Linked DNA regions of Homo sapiens: region 1 is linked to region 2. A link is a contact called in ENCODE Hi-C or POLR2A ChIA-PET data. All regions are on one chromosome and are shown on one strand. Each heading gives the region's core, a stretch centred on a gene start or an enhancer-like site at or near the end of the contact. The rest is flanking DNA. Distances are from core to core; before and after follow the strand shown. Region 1 overlaps ATP11A (ATPase phospholipid transporting 11A). Region 2 overlaps ATP11A (ATPase phospholipid transporting 11A).

Region 1 (6,171 bases), core at 617-3,116, 36 kb before region 2:
CAACCTCCCACTCCTGGGATCAAGTGATTCTCCTGCCTCAGCCTCCCGCGTAGCTGGGACTACAGGTGTGCACCACCACACCCAGCTAATTTTTGTATTTTTAGTAGAGACAGGGTTTAGCCATGCTGGCCAGGATGGTCCCTATCTCTGGACCTCGTGATCCTCCCAGAGTGCTGGGATTACAGGCGAGCCACTGTGCCCGGCCTGGATTTTCTTTAGAGCATCCACACACACTTAGGAAGAGTAAATTAAGTGTAACGATGCATAGCTTGGCAGTGAACTTGTCCAAATGATGACAAAGCTCTGATTTCCCCTCTGGTACTAGAAGGAAAGGGGCAGGAAAGGCTGTCACCAACTTAAACCCAAAGTAGCGTCGTGTGTAGTTTAGCTTGTGTGGATCTCACAGAACCAAGACATTTTGCCCTTCCTTAAGAAAATAAATAAATTAATCATAGGTGAGGGGCACCATGTCCTTGCTCTTTCATTAGCCGTGTGGCAGTTACCTGAGAATAAAATGTCACTTATTTAGATTTATATGTGATGAGATGGAAAACAATGACCGGCCTTACCTGCACCAGAAATATGATAAGGAAATAAAAGTTGGCTACTCTTCTGAATTGTTCAAATAAATTCTTGGGTATAAAGTTCCAAAATGTGTACTGCATAAAAGAAAAACAAACATCCATCATTGAGATCAGATTTTACTCTTGTAGTGTTACTCTAGGGCATAGTAAGTAGCACTGGATTTTACAGTACAAAATGTTTAGCTTTAGATATAAAACTCATAATTCATAATTTAGAGTGTTTGTTGACAGCTAAGACAGCTTAAACAAAGTGTGTACTCTGAAACACGTATGTAAATTACCTAACTCCAGAGAATTCAAGATAAAACGCAAGGTAGCTCAACAATAGTTTGATTATTAAGATGTCTTTTATAAAACGTAAACCTGTGATCATTAACTCAACACATTAGCATTTTACTTCAGTAATTTCTGCATGATCTCTCCTCTGAGTGAGAGCATGACAGCGAGCTGAATGGAAGCCTTCACCCAGCTCCAGGCAGCTTCTGAGGCAGGCGTGTTTCTTGTCCACAGCTCAGGCACAGGGGCTTTGAGGCCTCAGGGGGAAGGACAGGAAAAGGAGGGGAAGGAGGGCAGAGAGGGGATGGGGGGGAGGGAGGTGAAGGAGGGAAGGAGGAAAAGGAGGGGAAGGAGGGCAGAGAGGGGATGGGGGGAGGGAGGTGAAGGAGGGAAGGAGGGGAACGAGGGCAGAGAGGGGATGGGGGGAGGGAGGTGAAGGAGGGAAGGAGGAAAAGGAGGGGAAGGAGGGCAGAGAGGGGATGGGGGGAGGGAGGTGAAGGAGGGAAGGAGGGCAGAGAGGGGATGGGGGGAGGGAGGTGAAGGAGGGAAGGAGGGGAAGGAGGGCAGAGAGGGGATGGCAGGGAGGGAGGTGAAGGAGGGAAGGAGGGCAGAGAGGGGATGGGGGGAGGGAGGTGAAGGAGGAAAAGGAGGGGAAGGAGGGCAGAGAGGGGATGGGGGGAGGGAGGTGAAGGAGGGAAGGAGGAAAAGGAGGGAAGGAGGGCAGAGAGGGGATGGCAGGGAGGGAGGTGAAGGAGGGAAGGAGGGGAATGAGGGGAATGAGGGAAGGAAGGGAAGAAAGGAGGAAAAGGAGGGGAAGGAGGGCAGAGAGGGGATGGGGGGAGGGAGGTGAAGGAGGGAAGGAGGGGAATGAGGGAAGGAAGGGAAGCAAGGAGGAAAAGGAGGGGAAGGAGAGGAAGGAGGAGGAGGGGAAGGAGAGGAAGGAGGGGAGGGAGGGGAAGTAAGGCAGGGAGGGGAGGGAGAGGAAGGAGGGAAGGAGGGGAATGAGAGAAGGAGGGGAAGGAGGTCAGGGAGGGAAGGAGGGGAATGAGAGAAGGAGGGGAGGGAGGGGAAGGAGGGAGAATGCCCAGCCACCACAGCATCTCCTCTCCACACTTCTCATTTTGCTTCTGTAGCAGTTTCATTCAACTTCTGTGTTGAAAACAACAACGTCCCAGATGTCACGAACCTTCACTGAGTTTGGAAATAGTTTCTGAAATTTCATCTGACATGTTTTTACGCCGTAATGAAGACAGTCTACCGAAACCTGAAGAAGGTCTCACAGCCTGTGCTGCGGCCTCTGCCATCTGTGTGTCTCTTCAACGGGGCTTATTTCAAAATCCCATTCGAAGGTGGGTTCTGGCTCCTGGAAGCCAGAAGTAGTTGTCAAATTCTCATACCAAGAATTTCTTTAATTCCAGGCTCATGAATATAAGTTATTTACAATTCAATGTAACAACTAAAGCCTGGTATGGTCCTAAACTAACCAACATGTTCTGAATTTGGTGTTTACAAATATTTCAGAGGAAATCCATGTGCGTCTTTTAAAACTTCTCTGCCTCAAGTTTCCAGTGGCTTAGAGAGTATATAAGGAATTTCCATTTTCTATTCTAATTCACATTTACAAAGTGATTTTACCTTTCACAATAAAGTTCCTTAATGAGGGTAAAAACAGAGTAGTGGCTCCCCCCAGTTCATGACAACTACGGCCATATTTTCAGTTCCCATCTCAGGTTGACTGTAATAAAAAAGGCAAGGGGAGCTCCAGAAGAGAGTCTCTGGAGTTTTAAAAAAGAAACTAACTTTCCATGTCCTCCCTAGGTCATCCCGCCCTACCCATCCAAACACCCTTATTTTCCATGTGTTGTTTGATACCAGGTTTTTATCAGATGTGTGTTTTGCAAATCTATTCTCCCAGTCAGTGGCTCATATTTTAATTCTCTTAACTGTATTTTGCAAAGCTCAAGTTTTTAATCTTCACGAAGTCCAACTTATCAATTTTCCTTTCATGAACAGTGTTTTTGGTGTTATCCAAAAACTTGTTGCCAAACCCAAGGTCACCTAGACTTTCTCCTACATTTCTACAAGTTTCATTATTATACATTTTACATTTAGGTCTATGACTCACTTTGAGCTAATTTTCTTGAACGGTGTGTGATCACTGTCTAGAGTCACTGTTGCTGGGTTTTTTTTTTTTTTTTTTTTTGCATGTCCAGTTTTTCTAGCACTATTTGTTGAAAAGAAATAGTGCTTTTCTGTCTGCCCTGAATTGCCTTTGCTCCTTTGTCAAAGATGGGTTGACTATCTGGGTGAATGGGTTGACTATCTGGGTGGATTTACTGGGTGGATCTACTCCCAGGCTCTCTATGATGTTTCATTGATCTATTTGTCTATTCTTTTCTTTTTTTTTTGTGAGACGGAGTCTCGCTCTGTTGCCCAGGCTGGAGTGCAGTGGCGCGATCTCGGCTCACCGCAAGCTCTGCCTCCTGGGTTCGCGCCATTCTCCTGCCTCAGCCTCCTGAGTAATTGGGACTACAGGCGCCCACCACCACGCCCGGCTAATTTTTTTTGTATTTTTAGTAGAGATGGGGTTTCATCGTGTTGGCCAGGTTGGTCTCAATCTCCTGACCTCGTGATCCGCCCGCCTCGGCCTCCCAAAGTGCTGGGATGACAGGTGTGAGCCGCCACGCCCAGCCGCTATTTCTCTATTCTTTCAGCAACACCACACTGTCTTGATTACCGTAGTTTTACAGTAAGTCCTAAAGTGGGCTAGTGTCAGTTCTCCAACTTGGTTCAATACTGCGAGGCTATTCTGGGTCTTTTGCCTTTCCATATAAATGCAGAATCAGTTTGGTGATATCTAGAAATTAACTTGCTGGGAATTTGATTAGGACAGGTCAAAGTGGGAAGAACTGACATCTTAAAAACATGGAGTTTTCCCATCCATGAACATGGAACATCTCTCCATTAATTTAAGTCTTTGATTTCGTTACAGTTTTGTCGTTTTCCTTACCTAGACCTTGTACATATCTTGTTAGATTTATACCTGTGTAATTTGGTGGGTGGGGGGGTTAAATGTAAATAGTGTTGTTTTCAATTTCAAATTCCAACTGTTCATTGCTGGCATATAGGATAGCGATTAATTTTTGCATCCTGCAACCATGCTATAATCGCCTCTAACATCCAGAAGTTTTTTTGTTATTGTTGGTTCTTTGGGATTTTCTGCATGGACAATCATATCACTTGTGAACAAAGATAGTCTTATTCCTTCCTTCCCAATCTGTAGGACTTTTATTCCCATTTCTACTCTTACTGTATTAGCTAGGATTTCCAGTACAATGCTGCATAAGAACAGTGATAAGGGATTTCTTGCCTTTTTTCCAATCTTAGGGTGAAATCATCTCGTTTTTCACCATTAAGTATGACGTCAGCTGTAGGCCTTTTATTCCCATTTCTACTCTTACTGTATTAGCTAGGATTTCCAGTACAATGCTGAATAAGAACAGTGATAAGGGATTTCTTGCCTTTTTTCCAATCTTAGGGTGAAATCATCTCGTTTTTCACCATTAAGTATGACGTCAGCTGTAGGCCTTTTATTCCCATTTCTACTCTTACTGTATTAGCTAGGATTTCCAGTACAATGCTGAATAAGAACAGTGATAAGGGATTTCTTGCCTTTTTTCCAATCTTAGGGTGAAACCATCTCGTTTTTCACCATTAAGTATGACGTCAGCTGTAGGGCTTTTCGGAGATGCTCTTTATGAAGCTCAGGAAATTCCCCTCTGTTTTTAGTTTGCTGCAGTACATGAGTGGGTAGTGAATTTTGTCAAATTCTTTTTCTGCACCTATTGATATAATCATGTAAGTTTTCTTTTTTAGCCTGTAAATATGGGTTATATTAGTCGATTTTCAAATGTTGGATCAGCCTTGCATACCTAGGATAAACCCACTTGGTCATGGTGTATAATTCTTTTTATACATTGTTGAATTGGACTTGCTAATATTTTATTGAGAATCGTTGCTTCTATGTTCATGAGAAATACTGGTGTGTGATATCGTCTTTCTGGTAATATCTTTTTCTGGTTTTGGTTTTAGGGTAATGCTGGCCTCATAGAACGAATTAGAAAATGTTCCTTCCGCTTCTATTACCTGGAAGAGATTGTAGAGAATTGATTTTTTTTTTTTTCCTTAAATGTTTGGTAGAATTCACCAGTGAAAACATCTGAGTCTTGTGCTTTCCGTTTTGGAAGAGTATTAATTACGGATTCCATTTCTTTTAATTGATGTAGGCCCACCCAGATTATATTTCTCCTTGTTTGAGTTTTGGTAGATAGCGTTTTTCAAGAAACTGGCCAATGTTATCTAAGTTACCAAGTTTATGGGTGTAGGGCTGTTCATGATATTCCTTTTAATCTTTTTATTAGCCATGTTACCAGTAGTGATGCCCCTCCTTTATTTCTGATGTTTGGAATTTGTGTCTCTTTTCTTTTCCTCTTGTTTAGCCTGGCTAAAGTTTTATTGATTTTATTGATTTTTTTTTTTCAAAGAACCAGCTTTTGATGTTTAAAATTTTCTCTGATTTCCTGTTTTCAATTTCATTAATTTCTGTTCTAATGTTGATTATTAATTTTTTGTTAAGTTTCCTAATGTTGAAGCTTGTAGATTTTGGATCTTTCTTCTTTTCTAATCTATGTAGTCAATACTATAAATTTCCCTCTAAGCACTGCTTTTCCTGCATCCCACAAGATTTGATAAGTTATATTTTTTGTTTAGCTTAAAATATTTTTATGCCTCTTGAGACTTCTTTGGTTCATGTGTTATTTAGTAGTGTTTTGTTTAATCTCCAAATATTTTGGGATTTTCCAGTTAACTTTGTTATTTATTTATTTCTAGTTTAATTCTACTGTGGTCTGAAAGAGTACTTGGTATGATTTCTATTCTTTGAAAAGGTGCTAAGGTGTATTTTATGGCCCAGAATGTGATCTGTCATGGCAAATGTTCCATGTGAACTTGAGAAGAATGTGTGGTCTGCTATTGTTGAATGAAGTATTTTATAAATTGTGAGGCCTCTGAGCCCAAGCTAAGCCTGTGACCTGCACATATACACCCAGATGGCCTGGAGCAACTGAAGAACCACAAAAGATGACATTCCACCTTTGTGATTTGTTCCTGCCTCACCCCAACTAATCAATCAACCTTGTGACATTCCCCCCTGGACAATGAGTCTCATGACCTCCCCACCCTGCACCTTGTGACCCCCGCCCCTGCCCACAAGGGATAACCACCTTTAACTGTAATTTTCCACTACATACCC
Region 2 (6,145 bases), core at 2,160-4,659:
AAAGACACAAGTGCATGTGGACCTGGTTATCTCTAACCTTGCACTACTCATGACAGATAGGGTCTCATAGTGGGTAAAAGTGAGCCCAGTAAGTTTCCAAAGGAGTATGCCTAAGAAAAGAGAAACTAGAAAAAAAAGAGATTATTCTCAAAGTAAGAAGAGAGAAACGGCTGAGGGCAAGCACCATGCAGCTGTGTCCTCCGGATTTAACCAAGGGGGCAACTCCTCCCACCAGCGCAAATACAGTCACCTGCGCCCGTCCCAGAACCCAGGAGACACATCTGGGCTGGGTGGGATTCCAAGGTGTCTCTGCCTGGCGCACGCCTTGCCTCCCCTCGTTGCCCCAGTAAGGGCAAGATGTTTCCGCATTCGAAGTTCAATCAGAAAATCGCTGGATTACCCAAAATAACCAACTTTCCACCGTGGGTCACGCCTTCACCATCCTTACCATGAACTCTGTTAGGGCCTGGGTTGTGGCTGCCCGCATCAGGTTAGAATGGGGTTAGAATGCATGCAGGGACAAAGGAGATTTTTTAAAAATAGGCTGAAAACCACTTTTAGCCAGGGTTAGACACCTAATGGAAGTTTCACATTTCAGCTGAGACAAACAAAACCTATTAGCTGAATTACACCGCGGGGCAGAACAGAAGCAAGCCGACCGGCCTCAATCACTGGATCAATGTTTACAGGGCGATTCTCCCTAATGGCCGGTATTCAAATGTACAGGTATCCAGTGACACAGCCACTTCTTGTTCTGCCGTCCGTGTATAGCTTCAAACAGCAACGTTTCTTGTTTGATGGTCAGAAGATCGTGGGCACTTAAGCGTTTCTAAAAATAGGCTTCCTCCTGACTCGCCATCGCCGCCTCCTAGCAGTCCAGGGAAGCGGCGCGTGGAGCCTGTGCCTCCCCCGTCTCTCAGTGGCTCCCAGGGGCACCCTGGCCCCTCTGGTGGGCGTGCGGGCCTTGCTCGGGTGTAATAAACGCAAACAGGCCCTCCGCAGGTGGACCACGTTTCCACCGCCGTGCTGAGATGCACGGTTCTCTCCCACCTTCGTCCCGGCATGTAAGCAGGGTCTGGGGTCTGGGGTGAGGCTTCACGTGGGCACGCCCATCCCTCTGTCCTCCTTGGTCCGAGCCACTGGCATCTGCTGGGACAGGATCAGAAGCTCCACTGGTTCTCCCCACTCTCGTCACACTCATGGTAACGACTGGATTTCTCTCCTTCCTTTTTTCTTTTCTTCCTCAAACAAATCTCAGGTATTTTCAAGGCTCTCAGTGGCATTCTCCTGCCATGAAGATATTTTTTGCACAAAATCACTTGGGTCACAATGATCCACAAAAGCACAGGGACATCCCTTTGATCTGGAAACACAGTCGACCTGGGAAATGTGGGGTGCCAGCGGACCTAGACCATAGTTTACTGGGTCCAGAACTGAAATAAAAATATAAATTCTCACCCCAAATCATTCTTGGCCTACTCTGGAATGCCTAATTCTGATAGTTCACAACAGTGGGAAGAAACACAGAGCTTCCTAAGAGTCGAGACACAGAGGAAAAGAGCCGGTGACCAAAGCATCGCTTGGAGCCCACAGCACGTCCAGGATTGGGGGGTGCAGTTGGAACAGACTCCGCTGGACTCATGAAATGCAGCAGGAGCAAACGTAACGCTGATTTCATGCGATTCACCCTCCATTTTCGACAGGAGTACGTTTCTGACCAGGCTGCCTGTGAAGCAGCAGCTGTGGCTAACGTGTGTCCATTTACAGCCGCGTGGGATGGCACGGGAAGTGCTGGGAAGCGATCAGACAGACCTGGCTTCCCCGCGGCTCTGAGGCTGGCCTCAGCACGGTGCCTTCACGGTGCCTCTCTCAGGACAGAGACTCCTCTTCACCACAGGGCACTGGGCAGGCTCGCCCACCCCTCTGCAAATCAGTGCTAGAAATCGGCAGCTTTCCCTTAGACTCAGGCTGGTGCATTCCTCATGGCCACGTGTTTCTGCCTGTCACTGAGGCTCATCTCACCTGGAAAACCAGGGTGGTGTCGAGGTTCACATGACTGAGCTATGGGCCGGCTCTGGGGAAGTTGGGAGAACTATAAACTCAGGCATTAGAATTTGAGGCCAAGGTCCCTGCTCCAGTGTGCAGAAGAGAACCTGGTTTTGGCTCTGGCCAAAGAGGAAGCGCAGCAAAGAGGCCACAGCTGCCAGGGACCCGGGTCACGGGCTCCTTCAGTTCACCCCCAAACGCAGCGGGCAGAGAGTCACAAGCCACTGGCCGGGACAACCATGCTGGGAGCCTCAGGGCCAAGGCTGTGCTGCACCTGCTGTGCCTCTGAGCCTCAGAGAGGAGGGCGGGGCTGCAGGCACGCCGTGGGGCCGGGAGGTCCTGTGCCCGGTTTGGAGCTCAGCCCTGGCACACGCTCAGGGGTGTGAGTAGTGGTGCTGACTCAAGAAGAGAAAGGCAAGTGGGGGAGGCCGGGCATGGGGAAGGGTAGGAGCCTGGAAGGAGGAGCCGGGGGGCAGCCCATGGGGCCCTGTCATTGCTCCCGTCTCCCGACTTGCAAACCTTCCCCCCATAGCAGTTCCACCCCCGACCACAAACACCTCCCCATCAATCACAGACATAACCAACTTTCCACCATGGGTCACACCTTCACAGTTACTAACGTCACAGTGCAGCCTCCACTGCCCGCAAGTGAACTGCAGGTGAAGACAAGAGAGCACCAGGAATCGGAAAACAGGCCCAGCATGAGAATGAGCAGCAACTCCGCCCTGAGGACCGGGCGAAACCAACCTACAGGAGAGACGCTCAAGCCTCAGCACCCGACCTCCAGATTCTTCCCAAGCCACCGGAAAACACTGCGTCACCCACGAGCCCAGCGGGAACACCGAGGGGTCGCTGCGTTTATTCCCCACGACTGAGTCCCTCCTTCTAAAGATGAATTAGCCAGAAAACTAAGCAAGCATATCCCAATTCACAAACAAACATGTTAGTATACGTGTCGCCTTTTAAGCAACGGAAATTATATACCTTCCAAGTGCAGAGGGTCACGAGCCACTGGCCGAGACAACGAATGCATTGTAGGCATATTTCCAAAATATTGAATATATATCTAATGAAGACAACTGCAGGACTGCGAGTCAGTAACTGGATAACAGCATACACAGAACAACTCCAGACACCAGGGCGGCTCAGCTGGCGACAGTCTGTGAATGCGCTGTCTGAAATCCGGCAGGCACCCTGGATCCCCAAAGCTGAGACTCCACCATAGGGATGGTGCAGCGTCCGCTGGAGAGGCTGAGGTTGCCCCACAGCCAGTGGCCGACGCCAACTCCACAGAGGAAGACGCCGCAGAAGGCAGAAGTGAAAGCGAAGACGCTGCTGGTAGAGGTGGAGGCGGGCGCCTGGGGCTGCCTCTTGTGTCCCATGTAGCTCATCACAGGGCCGCCCTGGCAGTGGCCGGGCTCCACGCAATCTTGGGAGGCCGGAATAAAAGAACGGCTATGAGGAAGTCGGAGGAAGGCAGAGAGGAAATTCCCAGAAGCAAACAGGCACTTGGAAAACCTTCAGGAGAAACGAAAGAAACAGGAGGACACGGATCCCAGGGGTGACGGGGCTGCCACCAAAGCCACCACCAAGCCAGGCCAGAGAGCAGTGACCAGAGAAGGGCGTTTCTGTGACCAGCGCTTGGTGGGGAAGTGAGGAGCCGGAGGGGGTTCCCCAGCCAGCAGCGAAACCACAAGTCCACGGGCCACACCTGAGTGCTGCGAGGGGTCTGCACGCAGGCACTGCCACCGAGCAGGTGACAAGGATGAGCCTCAGGTCAAGCCCACCACCACAGACGCACTCACGCTCTGGAGTCCTAGACTAGAGCTCTGAGAGACTTCAGAGTTTGCAGTGTGGCTACTGATATCATTGGCCAAGTGGGGAAAGTAAAGGTAGCAACTTTTTATTGTGAGACTGGGTATCAGAAGAATGTCCTCTCTTCAGAGTAAAAGAGTCACACACCCCTTTCAAAAGCCAATTATGTGCAGATGATCAGACAGTCACAGATATTCTGTGGTTAGGCAAATAGCCAGGCTCCCAACAGCACCCCCACATCCTCCCTACCTTCCCACAGGGGCCCCCGATACCCCTACATCCTCCCCACCTTTCCACGGGGGCTCCCAGCACTCCCACACCCTCCCCACCTTCCCACAGGGGCCCCCAACACCCCCACATCTCCCCACCTTCCCACAGGGGCCCCCAACGCCCCCACATCCTCCCCACCTTCCCACAGGGGCCCCCAACGCCCCCACATCCTCCCCACCTTCCCACAGGGGCCCCCAACGCCCCCACATCCTCCCCACCTTCCCACAGGGGCCCCCAACACCCCCACATCTCCCCACCTTCCCACAGGGGCCCCCAACACCCCCACATCTCCCCACCTTCCCACAGGGGCCCCCAACACCCCCACATCCTCCCTACCTTCCTACAGGGGCCCCCGATACCCCTACATCCTCCCCACCTTTCCACGGGGGCTCCCAGCACTCCCACACCCTCCCCACCTTCCCACAGGGGCCCCCAACACCCCCACATCTCCCCACCTTCCCACAGGGGCCCCCAACGCCCCCACATCCTCCCCACCTTCCCACAGTGGCCCCCAACACCCCTACATCCTCCCCACCTTTCCACGGGGGCTCCCAGCACTCCCACACCCTCCCCACCTTCCCACAGGGGCCCCCAACACCCCCACATCTCCCCACCTTTCCACAGGGGCTCCCAGCACTCCCACACCCTCCCCACCTTCCCACAGGGGCCCCCAACACCCCCACATCTCCCCACCTTCCCACAGTGGCCCCCAACGCCCCCACATCCTCCTCACAGGAATCCATGTTCAAAGCCTGTTTCCTGCAGAACTGGGCACCTGCTGCAGCTTTCAGCACAGTGAATATGGAGGGAAGAGGCAGACTCCCTCAGGTGCTTCTGCCCCCATCCTGGGGGGTGGGCAGAAGCCAATGAGGGAAACCCTCCCCCTTCCCCTTCCCTTACAGGGAGACGGATGCAAGCATGTGACGGTGGTCCTGCAAGGACCCTGACCCCAGAAGACACTGCCGGGCCAGTCACTGACCTGAGGCTGCAGTATAGATTCAGCCGGGACGCACCTTCTGGACGCAGCTCTGCAGGGAGGACAGTCTGGGAAAGAGAGGGTCCCAGGAATGCCCTGTGACAGCCTCTGGGTGAGGGGCTTCTCCCCCCAGCACAGGTGTCCAAAGGAGAGAATACAGTTTTGGGTTCTTACTTTTTGTTTCTGGTTGGGCCAGTAAAGCCCCTTACTCATCCCTCTTCTGCTTATTACTAGAGACAGAAATGAAAAACCATGGCTTCAGGCTGCTAAAAGCCTAAAACAAAAGAAAACAGAAAAACAACAAAATAAGGCAGGTTGGACGACCTTGCATGGAGAGGCAGAGATTGCCTCGTCGGAAGAATAAGAAGTCCGTCTCCACCACCGTTCCTTCCTCAAGCAGGTGGGCACATCTGAAGAATAAGAAGTCCGTCTCCACCACTATTCCTTCCTCAAGCAGGTGGGCACATCGGAAAACGCTGCGTCAATTTCTACAACCCGTGACAGGGGGATCCGCCCCCGACCGTATCCCAAGAATCCACACTCGTGAACTAAAACTGCCCATGGTCAGTTAAAGGATCAACGCCGGACACCGGCCTGCAAGGAAGCCGCGGCTTCAGAAGGGGGAGGACCCTGGCGGTTACGCCTGCTCAGCGCTGTGAGGGGAGTGGCTGCTTTACGGGAGGTCGTTACAGAAAATCGTTTGTATTGTTGGTTTACTAAGCTCTGCAGCGAGAATTATTCGTGAGCATCTTTCAGATCCACTGTAGCAGGCTCCGGTCAGTCAGAGCTTTCGTTCTCAGAGACATTTCCCCACACTAACTGGAGTATTTAGCACCTGAGATATTTTGTTCAAAGTGAATCTAGTTTTCAGATCGAATGGTTCTTAGGTCTCTCTCAAACCCGTGACTCATTCAAAAGATCAACCCTCGTTCTCACCATGAACATCGACTGAGCGCTTCTTCCTGTGTTTGAAGTTCACTTAGGCAATTTCAGTACATTCTCCCTCGTTCAGAGGCCGCTTCTTAACCTTAACCATGT

Evidence for each region. A loop is a pair of places that touch in the nucleus more often than their neighbours do. ChIA-PET counts read pairs that join two places held with the same protein, here RNA polymerase II (POLR2A). Pooled maps may share reads with other maps.
Region 1: a loop to region 2 is called in a map of GM12878, with 7 times the contacts of the local background. The contact joins two enhancer-like sites. A Hi-C loop is called at or near these places in 1 of 168 maps with a recorded cell type or tissue (GM12878), 14 of 37 single-sample maps with no recorded cell type and 6 of 50 pooled maps. POLR2A ChIA-PET finds 5 or more read pairs at or near these places in 3 of 52 experiments (A673, GM12878 and activated B cell).

What each region holds. Positions count from the first base shown.
Region 1 is chr13:112,799,445-112,805,615 of GRCh38, reverse strand. It overlaps ATP11A (ATPase phospholipid transporting 11A), which reads right to left. Exons shown (of 30, transcript NM_015205.3): 3 at 570-659. Among named protein-coding and RNA genes, the nearest start is that of ATP11A-AS1, 48 kb to the right of the region's middle. RefSeq lists enhancers at 1,972-2,211, 3,038-3,287. Within about 2 kb of position 1,866, at least 2 of the 41 ENCODE cell types and tissues checked have a DNase peak (open chromatin) inside an H3K27ac peak, as active enhancers do; they include GM12878, where a contact is called at or near this core.
Region 2 is chr13:112,765,500-112,771,644 of GRCh38, reverse strand. All of the region lies in intron 1 of ATP11A (ATPase phospholipid transporting 11A), which reads right to left. Among named protein-coding and RNA genes, the nearest start is that of ATP11A-AS1, 14 kb to the right of the region's middle. RefSeq lists enhancers at 417-972, 3,307-3,636, 5,211-6,145. Within about 2 kb of position 3,409, at least 9 of the 41 ENCODE cell types and tissues checked have a DNase peak (open chromatin) inside an H3K27ac peak, as active enhancers do; they include GM12878, where a contact is called at or near this core.